3 separate regions of the Homo sapiens genome follow, and regions 1 and 3 are each linked to region 2. A link is a loop called in an ENCODE intact Hi-C map of the cell type or tissue named here. Cell type or tissue: CD4-positive, alpha-beta T cell. All regions are shown on one strand. Region 1 has its middle 8.3 kb from the start of MRPL48. Region 2 holds the start of POLD3 (DNA polymerase delta 3, accessory subunit). Region 3 has its middle 3.6 kb from the start of MIR548AL.

The links. Peaks named below come from ENCODE experiments on the same cell type or tissue, not always from the same donor. Only the 100,000 strongest peaks of a DNase experiment are listed, where the experiment ranks them.
Region 1: a loop joins it to region 2, with 9 times the contacts of the local background. A loop is called at or near these places in 3 of 110 quality-filtered maps.
Region 3: it touches region 2 in a loop (4-fold over the local background); 11 of 110 quality-filtered maps call a loop at or near these places.

What each region holds. Positions count from the first base shown.
Region 1 is chr11:73,778,283-73,780,782 of GRCh38, reverse strand. No RefSeq gene overlaps it. Among named protein-coding and RNA genes, the nearest start is that of MRPL48, 8.3 kb to the left of the region's middle. RefSeq lists an enhancer at 1,192-1,551 and a cis regulatory region at 730-1,604. In CD4-positive, alpha-beta T cell, no CTCF peak of the experiment used is centred here; a DNase peak (open chromatin) is centred at 1,222; H3K4me3 peaks cover 1,204 bases; H3K27ac peaks cover 1,314 bases.
Region 2 is chr11:74,591,127-74,593,626 of GRCh38, reverse strand. It overlaps POLD3 (DNA polymerase delta 3, accessory subunit), which reads right to left and starts at 1,045. Exons shown (of 12, transcript NM_006591.3): 1 at 909-1,045. The coding sequence starts at 968. RefSeq lists an enhancer at 750-1,383. In CD4-positive, alpha-beta T cell, no CTCF peak of the experiment used is centred here; DNase peaks (open chromatin) are centred at 686 and 1,066; H3K4me3 peaks cover 1,346 bases; H3K27ac peaks cover 1,330 bases.
Region 3 is chr11:74,401,562-74,404,061 of GRCh38, reverse strand. No RefSeq gene overlaps it. Among named protein-coding and RNA genes, the nearest start is that of MIR548AL, 3.6 kb to the right of the region's middle. In CD4-positive, alpha-beta T cell, no CTCF peak of the experiment used is centred here; no DNase peak of the experiment used is centred here.

The DNA.
Region 1 (2,500 bases), 810 kb after region 2:
AGTGAAACTATTTGGTAGAGGCTTGGACTTGTTTTTTCTGGGGTCCTTACTCACCCAAGATGTTATGATTCTGAGTTTCTCAATTGTACTACTTTAGAACCCTAAGATCCTAAAATGTTGAAAGACTCTACAATCTTGTAATTCTTGTGGAACAACTTTGCAAAGAGAAGGTGAAGCTGTGGAATAGCCAGTTCTTAGCTGTCTCTCCTTCCCGACCTGCCCCATCTCCAAGAGGCTATCCACTCAAAGTTTATTTTTTATTTTTATTTATTTATTTATTTTTGAAATGGTGTTTCGCTCGTTTCCCGGGCTGGAGTGCAGTGGCGTGATCTTGGCTCACTGCAACCTCTGCCTCCCAGGTTCAAGCAATTCTCCTGCCTCAGCCTCCCAAGTAGCTGGGATTACAGGCGTGTGCCACCACGCCCAGCTAATTTTGTATTTTTAGTAGAGATGGAGTTTCACCATGTTGGTCAGGCTGGTCTCGAACTCCTGACCTCAGGTGATCCGCCCGCCTTGGCCTCCCAAAGTGCTGGGATTACAGGTGTGAGCCACTGTGCCCAGGCTCAAAGTTTAAATGCTCAACGGAAAAATATAAAAATCACAGTCATTCATCCATGGAATACTTTATCCTATCCATGCATTTAAAATCACAAAGAAAAACACTTAATATGCAAACGATAATACATAAGTTATACAGCATTGTCCCAATTGTGTTAAAATAGACACACAGAGGGAAAAAAAGAATGACAAAGGTTAATTATGATTGTTTCTGGCCGATGGGACAGTAAATCACTTTTGTTTCCATTACACTTTTCTTAATTTCCTAAAATATGCATATATTTTTATAATCAGAAAAAAAGGTTTTAAGCTCAAACGTGTCAGGCCACACCTGGTGCCGCGTCGTTGGGATACAGAGATGAGTCATCTCAAATGAGAGGGAGGGGCCAACAAGGCTTTGATTAGGGCTGGCTTGGAAGAGGAGGGACAAGTACTGGGTAGGGTGGGATCTGATCAGCTCAGCTCAGCTGGAGTTCAACCCGGAAGCGCTGACGGTGGCACACCAGCGGGCAAAATCCACCTCAAAAGCTGGAAATAACGTGGCAGCCCCGGCACAACAAGACCCGCCAGTTCAAGTCAACCTCACCGCCCTCTGGCCGAAGACCCAGGCCAACCCCGCCCCTTGCCTCTCCCCATTGGTCTGCTGAAGCTCGTTCGGTTCCCAGGGCCCGCCCCTCTGGGGCTGCGAGAGGAGGCGCGCTCCCTCCTCCACATGGACGCTGGCGGCCATGTTGAGTGTGGCTTGACAGGGGAGGGTGGGGCTATTCTCTGTTTCTGGCGTCGCTGACTCCATCCGACACATTCTGCAAGTGTTTCCCTTTAGTCGTGGGCTCTTGGAACCCCAAGTAAAGAGATGATTTACCACTGAAATGATTCTCACTTGGGAGCTGGGCGTTTGTGTGAAGTGCACACATCTTCCGCCCAGCCTCCGGTTCCCTGGAGGCCTGTGGGTTCTAGTTTTCCAGAGGTGATGTCATCGCAAAACCTTTGTAAGGTCCTAATGCCCGATGTTAGGATTGCAGAATCATTCAAAATGAGATCTTAGAGATTGGGTGGCTATATAATTTATTGTTCAAACTGGGATAGCTTTGAGAGTCTAGGGGTATACTATCAATAATTACAATCCACACAACAGTCATAAATGTGGACTGTTCTGGAGTTTATAGTCACTCTACTTAAAGTCACTCTATAGTCAGCTCGTTTTTTAAAAATTGTAGTCAAATATATATGAGAAAAATTTCCATTTTAACAATATGTGTATAATTCAGTGGCATTAATTACATTCACAGTGTCGTGCAATCATCGTCATTATCTATTTCCAAAATTTTTCATTACCCCAAGCAGAATCCATTGCCCAGTAAGCAATAACTCCCCATTAACCTCTCCTACTAGCTCCTGTTAATCTCCAGGACCCTTTCTGTTTCTATGAATTTGCTATATTTCACATAAGTGGAATCACACAATAGTCGAGGTTTTCTGTCTGCATAGTTTCACTTAGCATAATGTTTTCAAGGTTCATCTATGTTGTACCATGTATTAATACTTTATTTTGCTTTAGAGTTGAATAGTATTCCCTTGTATGAATATACCACAATTTGTTTATCCGTTCATCTGTTAACAGACACTTGGGTTGTTTCTACCTGTTGGCTATTGTGAACAAAGCTGCTACGAACATTTTGTACAAGTATTTGAAGGTCCCAAAACATTTTTTAAGCCATTTTAGTAGTTTGAAATGGTATATTTGTGGTTTTGGTTTGCATTTCCTTGATGATTAAAGATGTTGTGGCTGGCGTGGTGGCTCACGCCTGTAATCCCAGCACTTTGGGATGCCGAGGCAGGCAGATCACAAGGTCAAGAGATTGAAACCATCCTGGCCAACATGGTGAAACCCTGTCTCTACTAAAAATACAAAAACACCGGGCGCAGTGGCTCACGCTTGTAA
Region 2 (2,500 bases):
TGGTGCAGGGGTCAGGAAACGAAAAAAGTGGGTAAATATTTTTATAAGAGATTAGATTGGGAACTACCAGCATCAAGCCTTCATCCCTCCTAGACCCAGGATGCCTGCACTCTCTTCTCTCAAAGTCTCTTCCAATTCCAAATGTCAAGCTTCCAATAGTTAGAAGACTTGCACAGGTTAGGCAAAGGCAGTGTGATGTAGAAGAAAGCATTAGTAAGAGGACAGACCTAGGTTGAAAAACTGCCTATCCCTTACCAAACGCAAATAAACAAGTTATTTGGCCCCTCAGCTTCAATTTCCTCATCTCGGGATACCACCACCGACCTGGGATGGGGTGCGGGGAGGTCACTGTAAAGATTAAAGTGCCTTGGCACACAGCAGGCACTCAATCATCACGGTTTGCAAAGTGCACTCACATCCATCAATTCGCTCGATCTTTTCCTCACCCGTGTGAAGCGGATCAAACCTCTATCAATGCTTAAATTTCCAGGAAGAGGAAACAGTATCTGGAGGTTACGCAACTTGTAACTTAACACAGTTAAGACACGATTTCCTCAACTGTAAACTTAAAACTTTAAACGCCAACCACCTTAAAAGAAAGGTGTAGGGACGCCTTAGAACTCTCAGCCAACGGCCCTCCCTCCGCGCCCGGTCTCCGCGGCTCCAGCCCCAGGCTCTGTTCCCAGCACGCCCACCCAAGGGACGCGGACTTCCGTGTGTGCTGGAGGACCTTCCCGACGAGTCCTCGCTCGCTCTGGGGCACAGAGCTCGCCCAGGTCCCCTCGTGGGGACCTGTCTCCCCTGGTCCCCACGAAGCCACAAGCAGACAGAGGGTCAAGGCTCCCGCCGCCCTAGCCGGGCCCAGGACCCCGGTCGCACGCCCGCGTTCCCCAGTAGTAGCTGCTCACGATCTTGTTTTGGTCCGTGACGAACTCGTCTATATTTTCCAGATAAAGCTGGTCCGCCATGGTGCGGCAGCGCTGGGACCCGCCTCTAACCCCTCTCTCAATCACAGCCACAGCTCCCGCCGGCGGGAAACGTCTTTGCTCCCTCCCAGGTCCCGGGTCGTTTCCCCGGCAACGGAGGCGACGCACTACGGCGGCCCTCGAAGGGTCAAACTAGTCAGGGAGACGGCGCAGACGGAGGTAGGCAGAGCTAGTAGAAAACACCGAAGTGCGGGGCCTCCTGGCTGGTTTTTTCCTATACCTACGTACCTATGATAAAGTTTAATTTATAAATTAGGCACAGTAAGAGATTAACAAAAATAACTAACGATAAAATAGAACAATTATTATTATACTGTAATAAACATTAGTGAATATGGTCTCTCAACAGATGTCATTGGGTATAATATTTCCCTACCGAGGTTGGCTGCGCGTGATGAAACCCGGGAAAGCCAGGATAAAGGGGAGACTATTGAAAACAAGTAATTTTAGTAGTGCTGCCAACTGGGGAAAAGTACTGCCTGTTATAATCCCTCAGAGTTGAGAAATTAGGGAAGGTTTTTCCAGAGGGGTTGAGGAGAGGCTGAGTGTTTCGGATAGAAGCAGGAGAATTTGCTGGAAAAGAGTTCATTATCTCTGGATTGTTAGGAGAAGAGGCGGATGAGAGAGACTTGGGAGAAACCAAATCGTTGTGCCTAGGAGACTGTGAAGAGGCGCTTGAGCTGTGTTCTCAGGAAAACTTGGAGAAAAGTTATCAGGTTGGGGAATTTCAACTCAAATTTCTCCTAGTATCACCCCCGCAAAAATCTTTAATAATTGACTTCAGCATAAGCCGGTGCAGTTCAGTATCGCAGGTGTAGTGCGTAAGAGAGTGGGCTCTAGAGTCAGACTTACTGGGTTTGAATCCTGGTTTTGCTGTTTGTTGTGTAAACTTAGGTAATTCTTTAGCCACTAGGAGCCTATTTCCTTATCTATAAAATGGGAATAATAACAGTACCTACTTCAAAGGCTTGTCGCGACATGCATTCATTCAAAGCATAGCAAAATCCTGAGAAAGGCCAGATACTATTCTGAGTGTTGAGGTGCTGGGGCTGCAGCTATGAGCAATAATAAACCGAGCCTGTTCACATGTAACTTACATTCTGAGATTTTTAAGTGAAAGATAGTGGTGGTTTAAAATAGGGTAGCAGACCGGGCGCGGTGGCTAACGCCTGTAATCCCAGCACTTTGGGAGGCCTAGGGGGATGAATCACCTGAGGTCAGGAGTTCGAGGCCTGCCAGGCCCACATGGTGAAACCCTGTCTCTACTAAAAATATAAAAATTAGCCGGGCGTGGTGGCACGTGCCTATAGTCCCAGTTACTCCCAGGGCTGAGGCATGAGAATGTCTTGAATCCAGGAGGTGGAGGTTGCAGTGAGCCGAGATCATGCCACTGCACTTCAGCTTGGGAAACAGAGAGAGACTCCGTCTAAAAATAAAATAAAATGGCTCGGCGCAGTGGCTCACACCTGTAATCCCACACTTTGGGAGGCCGAGGCAGGCAGATCACCTGAGGT
Region 3 (2,500 bases), 190 kb after region 2:
GAAAATACTTCTCTTTTCAGAGCAATCACAGAGCAGAATGATACATTTTGTCAAGATTTAAAGTCTTAAAGTAGGCAGGTAATGAGAGAGAGAGGCCCTGAGCTCTGCCTGGTGGTAGCATTTCAAGGAATGGGCAAGATTTTAGAGGGGATGGCTATGTGGCAAACCTAGACAGAGGCTTGGGGTTCCTAGCCTCAACCAAGTTTCCTGGTAATTGCTTACAAATGGCATGCAGGGAGAAAGCTGTCAGACTTCCAGTGTCAGTGACCACTACGGCTCTGGACAATGCAGATGCTTGCAGAAACCTTAATGAACTCGAGCTACAGACCCTTCCTGTTTTCCAAGTACCAGATAAGGCCTGGGTGGGGAAGAAAATTCCAGATATTAATGAAAATTCAAATTCTTGCTGCCCTAACAGAATGAGAAATTCCAGTCTTTTAATTAAATTTTTTTTTCTCTTTTTAGAGACAGGGTCCTGTTCTGTTGCCCAGGCTGGAGTGCAGTGGCACAGTCAAGGCTCACTAGAGCCTGGAACTTCTGGGCTCAAGGGATTCTCCTGCCTCACCCTCCCAAGTAGCGAGGACTACAGACATGAGCCACCATGCCCGGCTAACTAAAAAAAAATTTTTTTGTTGTCGTTTTGCAGAGACAGGGTCTTGCCATGTTGCCCAGGCTGGTGTCAAACTCCTGGGATAAAGCGATCCCCCTACCTCGGCCTCCCAAAATGTTGGGATTAGAGGTATGAGCCACCACACTTGGCTAGATTTTTTGTTAATAATAAAGAAATGTGTATTTCTTATACAGTAGAGGTTTTTCTTTTAAACTTTTTGATTTTGAAATAATTTCACAGCTGGATGTGGTGGCTCATACCTGTAATCCCAGCACTTTGGGAGGCCGAAGCAGGAGGATTGCTCGAGCCCAGGAACACAAGACCAGCCTGGGCAACATGGCAAGACCTTGTCTCTAGAAATAATTAAAAAATTAGCCAGGTATGGTGGCGGGCACCTGTGGTCCCAGCTACTCAGGAGGCTGAGGTGGGAGGATCATTTGAACCCAGGAGGTCAAGGCTGCAGCAAGCCATGGTTGCGCCACCTCACTCCAGCCTGGGCAACAGAGCAGGACCCAGTCTCAAAAAAAAAGAAAGAAAGAAAAGAAAAAAATGATGTCAAAGTTACAAAAATAAAAATAGTACAAACAATACCCATATATATATATTATATATATACATAATATATATTATATATACATAATATATATAATATATACACATAATATATATAATACATATACATAATATATATTATGTATATATACATTATATATTATATTATACATATATATGTATATATACACACATTATATATACATAATATATATTATATATACATAATATATATTTTATATATACACATATATATTTTTATGTATACATAATATATATAATAGATACATAATATATATAATATATTATATATATATTTTATATATACACTAATATATATAATGTATACATAATATATATAATATATATTATATATACATATATTATATGTATGTGATATATGTATAAATCTGTGAATTATATATTATAATATATATAACATATATTATATATTATATATAATATATGTTATATATATTATAATATATAATATATATATTATATATATTATGTATACATAATATATATTAGTGTATATATAAAATATATATATAATATATAATATATACATGTATATATAAAATATATATTACATATGTATACATATTACATAATATATATTATATACACATAATATATATAATACATACACAATATATAATATATACACATAATATACATTATATATACACATTATATATATTATATATACAAAATATATATAATATATATACATAATATATATCTCTCTCTATATATATATGTTTTTTTGAGACAGATTTCACTCTTGTCACCGAGGCTGGAGTGTAATGTGCGATCTTGGCTCACTGCAACCTCCACCTCCCAGGTTCAAGTGTTTCCTCCTGCCTCAGCCTCCCAAGTAGCTAAGATTACAGGTGCCTGCCACCATGCCTGGCTAATTTTTGTATTTTTAGTAGTGATGGGGTTTCACTATGTTGGCCAGGCTGGTCTTGAACTCCTGACCTCAGGTGATCCACCTGCCTTGGCCTCCCAAAGTGCCGGGATTACAGATGTAAGCCATTCATATATTCTTTACCCAGCCATTCACATATTCTTTACCCAGATCCACCCACTATTAACATTTTCCTCCATTTGCTTTGTCCTTTGCTATTCATTTAACTATGTAATATATATGTTTGCATATATACATATATAATAAATATTTGTATAGACATACACGTGGTCTTTTTCTAAATCATTGGAGGGTAAGTTATATATATTATGATTCTAAAATATTAGGTCCATTATATGTAATATTTGAAACATTATATTATATATATGTAGTAAATATAATACAGTCATGTGCTGCATAAGGAT